3 separate regions of the Mus musculus genome follow, and all the other regions are linked to region 1. Evidence: chromatin contacts called from ENCODE Hi-C or POLR2A ChIA-PET data. All regions are on one chromosome and are shown on one strand. Each heading gives the region's core, a stretch centred on a gene start or an enhancer-like site at or near the end of the contact. The rest is flanking DNA. Distances are from core to core; before and after follow the strand shown.

Region 1 (3,835 bases), core at 1,247-3,746:
CCTGGGCCAAGCATATACAAACCCTGACTATTGGCAAGGTTAAGCCTAAAGCAAATAACTAAAACAAGTATTTGTTTAAAATCGGGTCTGCCTAATAGAAGGATTACATATTGCCTCTCAAACCCCTCAGAGATCTGCTGACTATTGCATTTATGGTGTTTAATGAAAAAGGCTCCCCCTGACCACAAATACCAGCTCCTGATAGCAGCAGGAGGCTGTCTCCAAAGATTTGCGGCAACTCACTCCCCTGGAGCTCGCTTCAAGTGTGGTACTACTGACCACTGGGCAAAGAACTGCCTGCTGGCAGGACCTGCGCAATTTAAGAACAACATTGGGTTGACTGTTTCACCGAGGTGAGTCGTTCTCCCAAATTCCTTCTCTGCAGAAAAATCTTTCAGATCTTCTGGGTGTGGCTGCTGCAATCCGGGACTGCTCTGCCAGCCAGCTGAAGACTGACCTAGCCCCCAACGAAGCCACTGAGATCACCTCCTGTGAGGATTTCGTCTTGCTCTGGTAAGCCTCTGTTATTCTAATTGATACATAAGGAAGATATTTGTTTTCCCTTTGTTGTCCAAATGTATCCTTCTCTGAGCTCTGTGATGGAGCTTTGGCTGCATCAGACAGTTTAGCAGCAGCAGGCCGTCCTTCCTGAGCCAGCTCCTATCCCAAGGCTGCAGGGGCCAGGTCAGTCCATCCCATGTGTAAAATCTCACAGGTTGGTTTACCTTGCTGTCAGGCTTCATGCCAAGAAAGATAAACTCCCAAAACAGGTTTCAGTAGAAGACAAACTCACATTTTGTCACACACTAAAACTTTTGCTTTTTTTCTAGAAAGTCACTAGGGAAATACTGTCTAGTTTAAAATTATAACCAGTTTGGCGAATTATAACCAGAAATTTTCTAGTGTCCCCCCATTAACATTTGTAGACTTGGAAACATCTCAAGTAAGGTCTTTGGGGGCTGTAGATTTAGAGTTTGGTGTCAAGAAACATACTATTTGGGCTGGAGAGATGGCTCAGTGGTTAAGAGCACTGACTGCTATTCCAAAGGTCCTGAGTTCAAATCCCAGCAACCACATGGTGGCTCAAAACCATCCGTAATGAGATCTGGCGCCCTCTTCTGGAGTGTCTGAGGACAGCTACAGTGTACTTACATATAATAAATCTTTAAAAAAAAAAAGAAACTGCTGGGTGTGGTTGCGCACGCCTTTAATCCCAGCACTCGGGAGGCAGAGGCAGGCAGATTTCTGAGTTCGAGGCCAGCCTGGTCTACAGAGTGAGTTCCAGGACAGCCAGGGCTACACAGAGAAACCCTGTCTCAAAAAACCAAAAAAAAAAAAAAAAAAAAAAGAAACATACTATTTATTTATCCAGTTATGTATGTATGTATGTGTGTGTGTGTGTTTCTTTATTTATTTAAGACAGGGTCTCTCTACAGAGCCTGGCTGCCCTGGAATTTACTTTGTAGACCTGGTTGGCCTTGAACTCAAGAGATCTGTCTGCCTCTGCATTCTGAGTACTGGGAACTGGGATTAAAGGCGTGTGCCACCAAGCCTGGCTTCTAGTTTTGTTTTGATTTTTTAATCTAAAAGATTGTTTATTGACCTGGGCATGGTGGCACAGGGTAGCCCTAGCATCTCTGAGTTCAAGGCCAGCCTGTTCTACAAATAGAATTCCAAGACAGTCAGGGCTACACAGAGAAACCCAATCTCGAAAAAACAAAATAAATATATATGTAATTTATGTGTTTTATATATATATATATATATATATATATATATATGCTTATATATATAATACGTACTATTGGGTATTATTTATATGTGTAAAGATATATGTTTATGTATATAATACATATTGTTTATGTATAATATATAATATTGGAGGCAGGAGGGGCACAGAAAACTTTGTGGCGAATTAGTTCTCACCTTCCACATTATATGAGTTTCAGGGATAACCAGTTTGCTATCCTCCCGGCCCTACTCTAGATTTATGACTTTATTACATCTCCAGATATGGGTTCCACTTTTTCTTCTTTGAGGACAGGTCAGCGCCATCAACCAGCTTCCACTTTTCGGACCTGAGAAAGTGGACCAAGAGCGACCTCGGTGTAACAGTCTCCAGTCTACAGGGTTGGCGAGGAGGTGTGCAAGTTCAGCAGTATCCGCTAGGTGGCGCTCGCTCCGCCCCGACCCCGCTCAGGCACATGCGTATTGCCTCCCCCACGCCACTCCTCCACACAAGCGCACTTCTGACGCAACCAGAGACCTCAGGAAGCCGCGCTCGGCGCTCGGGAGGGGGAGAGGGAGAAAAGAGGAAGAGCGGATCCGGAAGTAGGATCCAAGGGGTCTAGTTCTGGTGCTCTAGCGGACTAGAAGAGTCGCGACTCAGGGGGCGTGGCCCCGGAGGCGGAGGGCACCGTGATTGGCTCGCGACCGCGGCGCCGGCGCGGATTGGCCTCTGCGGATTGAAGTGCGTTGACTGCGCGGAGGTTGAAATTCAAAAGTGGCGGGTGTGGCTGATTGGCCTGGCTCCTGGACAGCCTGGCTTCGGCGTTTTGCGGCGCGAGCCCTTGAGAGGACGCGGGTCTCATCGTCCTGCCTGCTGCCTTTGCACCCTTTCTGTGCGGACCACCATGGACGTGCAGGCGCAGGTGAGTGCGGCGGAGACGACCTCGCGCCAAGATCGGAGGACGCAGGCCGGCCGCCCGGAGACCCGCGTCCCGGGGACAGGTCGGGGCAAGCCGTCCTGCAGGGGAGGGTCGCACCGCCTCGCGCCCAGGACACCAGCGGCCGAGTCAGTGAGGGCAACACACACACACACACACACACACACACACACACACACACGGCGAGGTCCCAGGACAGTCGCAGCGACGTTGGCCCGCCATTCCAGTCGTGCAGGCGCGACCATCCCGTGTCCCTTATCCCCCTCCAGCATTTCCCATTTCGAATTCTCAAGCGGATTCGACATGTTTGTGCTTCTCAGTTCTTACAGATCGCCTTGTGGGAGAAGCGAGGGTTCTGAAAGAGGCCTTGTCGCTTGTCCGCAAAGTACCTTTCTTGCTGATGACCTGTTGTGTTGCTGCTGGATCGGGATAGAGGAAGGGGAGAGGAGAAATGGGGGCATCGGCCCAGAGGATCCTTATTCCCTCGCCTGCCTCTTCCTTTTGCTCATTTGGACTGCTGACTAGTTTATGGGGGTGCCCTTCTTCACCACAAGCATCTGAGGCGTATGTGTGTGGCAATTAATGGACTGATCTCTCTGGTGTCAGGAAAGACCGGCCTGCATTCTTTGTTTACCAGCATTTCAGTCTAGACTGACTCACAGTCGGTGTTCAGCTTGAAGAGACTTTCTGGTATACTCACAGCCAAAAGGGAGAGCACTGCACTGTGACAGGTGACAGTTAAAAAGTAAAATAGTTTTTCTCAGATTTGTTCCTGCAGTATTTGCCAAGCATCTTCTGGCCCTGCACAGCTGTACTTATGTAGGAGACAGGAGTCCTAGCTACCAGTGAGCTGACACTCCCTGGGGAGACAGACATAATACAATTTGTATCTCTATTGGGAGGGAGTGAAGGACAGTAAAGGTTCAAGCAGATGGAAGGGGAAGAAGAAAGCTAGGAGGAACAACATTAACTAAGGTATGGAGAGTTAAAACTGGAAGGAAGAGGTCTGTGGTGCAGTGCTAGGCGAGCATCCAAGAAACACCTGGGTCTATAGTCCCCTGAACCAAAAGCAACGAACCATCCTGAAGTCAGTTGTGCACCTGAGGTCACCTGTGTGGAGGCTCAGACCAGAGCTTGGAGATTCAGGCCAGTGATACATTGTCTCAAAA
Region 2 (4,448 bases), core at 1,034-3,533, 48 kb after region 1:
AGCTTGACCTAAATATGTCACCTCTGAACTAGACCCCTAGTACCGAATCTCCACCAGGCCAGAATATCACACTCTTATCTACTCTGATCACCCACTATCCCACGGGACCCAGGTCCTCTCACATCCAAGGCTAAATCCTTCCCTTCTCCATCAAACCCCTCTATCCTGGCCTCCTCCTCGTAGTTTATCTAAGAGACTTGACTCGCTTTCATCACAGGGCCTTTGCACGTGCCTTCCACAACCCAAGGGCCCTTCTTCCACTCTGTATTCAGAGGAAGAGGAGTCTAGACCGTTTTGCACATCAAGCAAACATTCTACCATTGAGCTATATACCCCAGCCACAGCCCACCTTGTCCTTCCACTCTATAGGTGTGATTCTTCTTCAGCTTTCAGATCTTAGTTTATATCTTGGGCAGTGTCTCATGTTCCCCAGGAAGCTCTGCCTCCCACAAACAACAGTCCCTAACTAGTAACATCCATATTCCTATTGACTGAACACTCTCAGTGAAAGTCAGGGACGTGGCCTCATGGCCATGTCTAGTGCCTGACAGTGTGTGAACAAGTCATGTGAGGGTCCACATTGACCCAGATAAAACCTAAGCCTTTCCAGGGAAGCCGGGGCTGTTTGCTGATCAAGAGGGGCAGGCAGTGAAGAGACCTGGTACTTGGGCCAGCAGGAAGGAATGAACAAAGACAGGAGGGAGCCTTTAGAGCTTCCTACCTCACACACAGAGCCAGAGCCTCCAAGACCCCTCCCTCCCTCTCCTTGTAGTCAAACGCAATTATACCTGCATACCACACAGTTCAGAAGCTCCAGAGAGCTGAAGAACTGAATACAAGCCCTGGCCACCACCCCTTCCTGCCCAGCATAGCCTCCTCTCCATGCCTAACAACTCACAGTCCTGCCAACTCAGACCTTCTCTTCCTGACTCTGTATTTTCTTGGAATGGGCCCAGAGCAGAGCAGACCCTATACCTCTTGGGGGCAATTAATCAGACAGGAGTCAGGATGACCCATGATTCCTCCTCCCAGTCTATGTCCTCATCTGTAAAAGAGGAATACTAAGGCCAGACTTAATGTTGCTCAATAGTAAGTCCAGCTCCTGGGATGCTGGAACAAGAAGACTGCTTGGAGCTACAAAACAGCCGAAAGTGGGAGGAGGGGTAGTTTATGGGTACAGATCCATAAACAGCCAAATACAATGGTCCATACCTAATAATCCCTGTGCTGGGGAGCCTAAGGCACAAGTTGAAAACAGCAGTCCAGCCTGTGTTATATAGTAAGTCCCTGTCTCAAAAAAAGGGGAACTAGTGCCTGCCTTTAATCCCAGTACTTGGGAGGTGGATCTCTAGGAGTTCAAGCCCAGCCTAGTCTATATAGCAAGTTGCAGACAGCCAGAGCTATAAAGTGAGACCCTGTTTGGAAAAAAAAAAAAAAAATCAAAACATAATAAAAACCTAAAAACAGAAACAAAAACAAACAAACCAAAAAAACCTTGAAACAGTTAAGACCTATTCTCATACAGAGTGGATGGTCAGTAGTGGCCAGTGGTCACAATCGGGCCTCCTCGTCCTGCCCGGGACAGGTTCCTGGCCAAGATTGGGGTTCACAGGGGAAATACACTCCAGGGCTCTTCCTTCCATTCTCTGAGGCAGGAATACAAGGAAAAACTGAAGCTCTGGGTGCTGAAAGAACAGCCACAGAACTGCAGCCTCAGGGCTGAAGGTTTCGGGAAGGCATACCTGCTGCAAGAAGGTACCGGGTGACCAGCCCTGCGTGGTGAGAGGTCAAAATCAGAAACAAAAGCCTTCCAGCCCACATTGAGCTGAAGGACGGCTTGGAGGTGACTTAGGGACAGCGCAGGAATAAGGGAGGAAGCTGAGCAGAACACAGGAGAAGGCACCCATGTGGCGGTCCCCTCTGCACGCACAGAGGGCCGATTCTCTCCACTCTACCCACGCTAAAGCCAAACACGCGTGCTGGGGGAGTGTCAACGACCGATGGGCGGCGCAGCCAATAGTGAGGCGATGCCAGCGCGTGGAGGCGGGATCAAAAGCGGTGTAGAAACGGGGGTTCACTCACCGGAGACTTGGACCCGGGTATGGGCCGGAGCCGGAGCGGCCTCTAGGCCTGTTCTGAGACCAAAGAGGAGCCGCAGCACCAGGCCCAGGGCCACTGCCCGCCCAGCTCCGCCCCGCGCCATCCAACAGCTAGCCGAACTGCTCCGCTCCAGCCGCAGCCGCTCAGTCAGAAGGACGCGCTGATTCTCGCGCACGCGCACACAAAGGCAGGGGGGAGTGGCGCAAGCAAGCCTGCGACCGTAAGTACCCGAATACAAGGGTACTTTGATTTTAGGGCTCCTCCTGGCTTCTTCCTAGCAGTAAAACCTAATGTGTTTGGTGACCTAGGCCTGTAACTCCCAGATATTCTACAGGCTGAGGAAGAACAAAGCCAACCTAGGCTATTAAAGGAGACCCTACCTCAGAATAAAAAACAGGAATTCGGGGAGTAGTTCAGTAGTAGAGCACTTGCCTAGTAGTATTCAGGAGGCTCTAGGTTTAATCCCCAGTTCCATGAAAATAACCACATTAACTTGAAATAATAAACTTCTGCTGAACAGTGGTGGTGTACGCCTTAAATCCCAGCACTTGGGAGGCAAAGACAGGCAGATTTCTGAGTTCCAGGCCAGCCTGGTCTACCGAGTAAGTTCCAGGACACCGGGGGCTACAAAGAGAAACCCTGTCTCAAAAAACCAAAAATAAAAATAAACCTTCTAGGGATATAAATGAACTTAGCAATTTTGACCTAAACTTCACATGTAGCCTACTGCAAATATCACTGCCCAATGGTCCCAATGAATATGGCAGCCACACCCTGTGAACACTCCCCAGCAGGTCCCTCCTTTGTGCCACCTAAGGATTTTACTTATTTTAGCTTTATTGTCTTGATTGCCCCCTAGAATGCCAGCTGCAGGCGAACCAGGATGTTGGTTTCCTTTGATGAATGGCGAAAATAGTGAGGGAATGATGGAATGATCAAATGAGTGAACAGTTACTGGCTTCGAACCTGGACTGACCATCTCCTTGGTTCCCATCCCAACCTCATTAACTTCTAGTTCTCACACACTTGAGAAACATTTATTCTAACATGGGCCTGGTAGATTGATACTACAATTGTATTAATTGTAATTGATACAGATTGGCAGCCTTGGGTTTTCTCATCCCACTTCCACAGTTGAATGCATTGAGTCAGCTTATCCAATGTGGCTAGTGATGTTGTGGTTTCTGCTGGTCTGAGGTAACCCAAGCTGGCCTGAAACTAGTGATCCTCTCTCTTGCTTTGGCCTCCGAAGTATTGGGGATATAGTCATGTACCAGCTTAGTGTTTTATTCTTCACATTACGTTTTCCATAGCTCTACCTTAAGATTCCACGACACTGGCCGGGCGTGGAGGCGCATGCCTTTAATCCCAGCACTCGGGAGGCAGAGGCAGGTGGATTTCTGAGTTCAAGGCCAGCCTGGTCTACAAAGTGAGTTCCAGGACAGCAGGGCTACACAGAGAAACCCTGTCTCGAAAAACCAAAAAGAAAAAAAAAAAAAAAAAAAAAAAAAGAATCTATGACACTACCTCCCAACAAGGCTGGAAGGCAAGTCACTAACCTTCAAATGGCTAAGTTTCCCAGAATGTAGACCAGAAGGCTACATAGAAGTCCAGACTTTCACACAAATGGTGCTGCTTGTGGATGGATGGCCTCTCTACCACCGTAAATGTTAGAGGTTATGACTACTTTTGGAGTGTACTGTGTAAGCCTCACCAATTTCTGGAGAAGGCAATGGTATTCAGGCAGAGAGGGATGCAGACAGAGGTAAGTAAGACAGCCCAGGGGAGGGTGGGGATCATCCTACATTTTTTTTTCCTCTTTTTTTTTTTTTATTATGTATTTTCCTCAATTACATTTCCAATGCTATCCCAAAAGTCCCCCCCTCCCCCCACCCATTCCCATTTTTTTTTTAAATTAGGTATTTTCCTCGTTTACATTTTCAATGCTATCCCAAAGGTCCCCCATACCCACCCCCCAGATCATCCTACTTTTGAGGATCAGGATCTTGGTAGGGTGCTACCTGCCCCTGGGACACGGCCATCAGGCATAGGCCTCCATGAGTGCAGAGCTTAAGGCTTGTTTGTATAACTATGTATATTACATTCCTCCTTCAAGGAATGTCCTCCCTGTTAAAGTTAATAACTCCATGATAATCAGAGACAGCAAGAGTGCAGGAGGCCAAGGTGTGGCTAATGTCTCAGCAAAATGGTAAACATTAGGATCTTAGGAACAGCTTAGGCCTGTGAGAAAGAACTTTAAAAAAAGAGTTCAAAAATATTTAATTTCTCAAAAAATAAGGATGCAATATGAATTATATGAGCTTCACTAATCTAAAGGAACAAAAGCA
Region 3 (4,174 bases), core at 1,230-3,729, 61 kb before region 1:
AGGGAAGGTTTCTGTATTCTTTAATTTTTTTTTTCCCTCTTTTGGTTTTTGGAGACAGGGTTTCTCTGTATAGCCCTGGCTGTCCTGGAACTCACTCTGTAGACCAGGCTGGCCTTGAACTCAGAAATCCGCCTGCCTCTGCCTCCCAAGCGCTGGGATTAAAGGCGTGCACCACCACGCCGGGCAGATTTCTGTATTAATTAAGAAGTGTCTTCTGCTCACTCAAGGTGAGAATTTGAATATTTGGAAGCATATAGGCATGTGCTGGACCAGAAGTGCTTGCTGCCCTTATCTGTGAGGCAGTCTAGTACTGTCTGAATCCCAGTCCCTCCAAACTGCTTTAAGTGTTAGGAGTCGGTTCTTTATAATTTAAGTTAGTGCTTAAGTCAGAAGGCAAGGTGGGCGTGGGGCCACACTTTGTAGCTGAGCATAGGTCCCTTGCCTTGTCACCATAACCAACCTGGCATCATGCACCTTTAGAACTCACAGCTTGACAGTAAAACAGGCTCAAGAAAAGTAAAAAATTATATGGAGGCTGAGGTGAGGGTTGTGAAGGTTTTTGGCCTGCATGTCTGTGCATACTGTGCCTCTGGAGGCCAAAAGAGTGACTTAGATCCTCTCTCATTGGGAGTTCGAGTTATGAATGAGTGCTTGGTATATAGTCCAGGTCCTGGAAGAGCAGCCAGTGCACTGAGCCATTTCTCTAGCTCATTCAATGACACTTCCCCCTCCCCGCTAATTCTGGTAGTCACAAAGTCACACCCACTCTTGGGGCTCAAAAAACCTGTTAAAGGTTTGACTTTGTTCATCTGTGCTGCTTTTGTTGAGTTTGTGACACATGTCCAGTGTGGCCCGAACAGCGTTCCCTTCAGTTAGTAGGCAGGCTTTGTCTCTGGAAAGTGATCTGAAAAATGACAGGATCTCTAACTTAGGCTGGCCATAGCAGTCCCGAGTTCAGGGAGCTGGGATAACATCTGCACAGCCCCTCTGCTTTTGAGTAATAGGGTGTGTGTGAGGGGGCTGGAGAGGTGGCTTGGCTGTTAGAGCATTAGCTGCTCTTCCAGAGGATCCAGGTTCAATGACCCAACACTCAACAACCATTAACTCCAGTTCCAGAACATCAGCGCCTTCTGGCCTCTGGTCAGTGTGCCACAGACACACAGACATACAATGCAGGCAAACATAAGACACAAATAGACTGGGCTAGAGAGAGAATCCAGCTGTTAAAAGCTATGACTTCTTCCAGAGGCTCCCAGTGACCACATGGTGGCTCACAACCATCTGTAATGGATTCTGATACCCTCTGGTATCTCTGAAAACTCTGTACTCAGATCTTTAAAAACAAAAGTCTAATAGCCCAAACTTTTGACCTCAGGGCGTGGGGCGGAGATATGCTCATGTGGTGTTGAGGAAAGCAGACATCGACCTCACCAAGAGGGCTGGAGAACTCACGGAGGATGAGGTGGAGCGAGTGATCACCATCATGCAGAACCCACGACAGTACAAGATCCCAGACTGGTTCCTGAACAGACAGAAGGATGTGAAGGATGGGAAGTACAGCCAGGTGTGTTAGGGGACTGGTGGACACGGGTTGTCCGTTAAAACTGGGTGCAGAATCAGGAGATAAAGTTGTCTCCCCTGTCTCAAAATCTAGGTTCTGGCCAACGGTCTAGACAACAAGCTGCGTGAGGACCTGGAGAGGCTGAAGAAAATTCGAGCCCATAGAGGGCTGCGCCACTTTTGGGGGTAAGTGGGTGATGAGGCTTAAGCTGCCCACTCCCAATCAGGCTGCACAGTCCACCGGCTCGCCTCCTGCTGCTCTGTGACCTGTATCTTTTTCTTCTGCAGCCTTCGTGTCCGCGGTCAGCACACCAAGACCACTGGCCGCAGGGGCCGAACTGTGGGTGTATCCAAGAAGAAATGAGTCTCTGGGCCTTTGCTGTTAATAAATAGTTTATATACCTATGACCTCCGTCTCAGTTTGTCTTCCATCTGATAGTACTTAATGCCACAGCGATCCTGAGCTCTGGTAGTTTAATCTGGCTGCAGGTGCCTTCTGGGTACAGTGCTCTTGGTGCACTTGAACGGAAATGTCCCTCATAGGCTCCTGCTGGTGTTTGCTCCTCCCTTTCTGTTGGGTGTTCACAAGGAGACTGCCTTAGGTGCAGCAAACTGGGCGGCAACCACTGTTAAAGGTGGGGCAGCCGGTGTTGAAAACCTCCAGGGGAAGCTTGGGCAGGCTTCAATTGAGTCTCCTGCCGTAGCCGTGCTAAGCTGTTGTGAAGTGGCTACAGCTCCGCCAGATGCTGCTGCTCGGGTGAGTTAACAGCAGATGCTGGCTGCTCTAGAAAAGCAGCCTGGTATTCCGCGTGCTTTACAGTAGGGACGGACCGGGAAGGGCTGGACCTATGTGAAATGCACGCCGCTTGTCGGCTTCCGGCCTAGAGAGGCATGATGGGAAGGTGCGGGGAGGGGCGGGATGGAGCGGAGTTCCGCGTGCACGCTAGCTAGGGAAACGAAGCCTTCCGGGGCCAGCTGTGGTGGGCCAGGGCCGCATTGCACGACAGCATCTGGAGAACAGCATCTGTGATGCGCCAGAGCCCCGCGCATGGGTCACCGCGTCTCCTCAGCAGCAGCTGGTTAAAGCCGTCCTCCCACCTCCCCACGCTCTAACAGCTGTGCCCACAGGTCTCTGCGGCACGCCATGCCCCTCAGCCTCTTCCGGCGCGTCCTCCTGGCGGTCCTACTACTGGTGATCATCTGGACCCTGTTTGGACCTTCAGGCTTGGGGGAGGAGCTGCTGAGCCTGTCCCTGGCATCCCTGCTGCCGGCCCCAGCCTCGCCAGGACCGCCCCTCGCCCTGCCCCGCCTCTTGATTTCTAACTCTCATGCCTGTGGTGGCTCCGGACCCCCTCCCTTCCTGCTCATCCTGGTGTGTACGGCCCCGGAGCACCTGAACCAGAGAAACGCCATTCGGGCATCTTGGGGTGCCATCCGCGAAGCCCGGGGTTTCAGAGTGCAGACGCTCTTCCTCCTGGGAAAACCTAGAAGACAGCAGCTTGCTGACCTGTCCTCAGAGTCAGCAGCACACAGGGATATCTTGCAGGCCTCCTTCCAGGATTCCTACCGCAACCTCACCCTCAAGACCCTCAGTGGACTGAACTGGGTGAACAAATACTGTCCTATGGCCCGCTACATCCTCAAGACGGATGATGACGTGTATGTCAACGTCCCAGAGCTGGTGTCAGAGCTGATACAAAGAGGGGGGCCTTCGGAGCAATGGCAGAAGGGCAAAGAGGCCCAGGAAGAGACAACAGCTATCCATGAAGAGCACAGAGGCCAGGCAGTGCCCCTTCTGTATTTAGGCAGGGTGCACTGGAGGGTGAGACCCACTCGGACACCAGAGTCCCGGCACCATGTGTCAGAAGAACTGTGGCCGGAAAACTGGGGTCCTTTTCCACCCTATGCCTCGGGCACAGGATATGTACTGTCCATCTCTGCTGTGCAGCTCATCCTGAAGGTGGCCAGCCGGGCCCCACCTCTACCTCTAGAGGATGTCTTTGTGGGAGTAAGTGCAAGGCGAGGGGGCCTTGCCCCCACACACTGTGTCAAATTGGCTGGTGCTACCCACTACCCCTTGGATCGGTGCTGTTACGGGAAGTTCCTGCTGACATCCCACAAGGTGGATCCCTGGCAAATGCAGGAAGCTTGGAAGCTGGTGAGCGGCATGAATGGGGAGAGGACTGCACCCTTTTGCTCCTGGCTCCAGGGATTTCTGGGTACCTTGAGGTGCCGGTTCATAGCCTGGTTCAGTAGCTGAGAACCCACAGAAAACAGCACCTCAGAGACCTTTCCCCAAAGTTGGTGCAGAGGCTGCAGATCCCTGTGGTGATCTAGTTCCTCCATTTTCTCACAGCAAACTCTGAAGCTGCAACCAACCAAGTTTACCAAGATAAACTTGGGCCCTGGCCTGCCAGCTCCGGGGAGGGATAAAGCCAAGGGCGGGAAGGGGACTCACAAGCAGGGACAAGGGTCCAATAAACATGTCTCTCTACCTCAAGTGCAGCGTCTTCACCAGGCCCCCAGCACACCTGGAGAGCCCAGAGCTTTCAGTACTGCTGCATGTTGGTCTTTGCGACAACCACAATGGGGATAACGCCCCCCTCTAGGGTGA

The links. Hi-C counts contacts between places; a loop is a spot of excess contacts on that map. ChIA-PET counts read pairs that join two places held with the same protein, here RNA polymerase II (POLR2A).
Region 2: a loop to region 1 is called in a map of heart, with 4 times the contacts of the local background. The contact joins the promoter of Cd320 here to the promoter of Kifc1 in region 1. A Hi-C loop is called at or near these places in 5 of 37 maps with a recorded cell type or tissue (T-helper 17 cell, T-helper 2 cell, heart and 1 more). POLR2A ChIA-PET finds 5 or more read pairs at or near these places in 2 of 5 experiments (Patski and embryonic stem cell).
Region 3: POLR2A ChIA-PET joins it to region 1 with 33 read pairs in embryonic stem cell. The contact joins the promoter of B3galt4 here to the promoter of Kifc1 in region 1. POLR2A ChIA-PET finds 5 or more read pairs at or near these places in 4 of 5 experiments (Patski and embryonic stem cell).

What each region holds. Positions count from the first base shown.
Region 1 is chr17:33,889,294-33,893,128 of GRCm38, reverse strand. It overlaps Kifc1 (kinesin family member C1), which reads left to right and starts at 2,496. Exons shown (of 11, transcript NM_001195298.1): 1 at 2,496-2,651. The coding sequence starts at 2,634.
Region 2 is chr17:33,840,926-33,845,373 of GRCm38, reverse strand. Cd320 (CD320 antigen) reads right to left here and starts at 2,283. Exons shown (of 5, transcript NM_019421.3): 1 at 2,083-2,283. The coding sequence starts at 2,203.
Region 3 is chr17:33,949,793-33,953,966 of GRCm38, reverse strand. B3galt4 (UDP-Gal:betaGlcNAc beta 1,3-galactosyltransferase, polypeptide 4) reads left to right here and starts at 2,479. Exons shown (of 1, transcript NM_019420.2): 1 at 2,479-4,055. The coding sequence starts at 2,705. The coding sequence ends at 3,820. Rps18 (ribosomal protein S18) reads left to right here. Exons shown (of 5, transcript NM_011296.3): 3 at 1,376-1,564; 4 at 1,655-1,746; 5 at 1,849-1,969. The coding sequence ends at 1,924.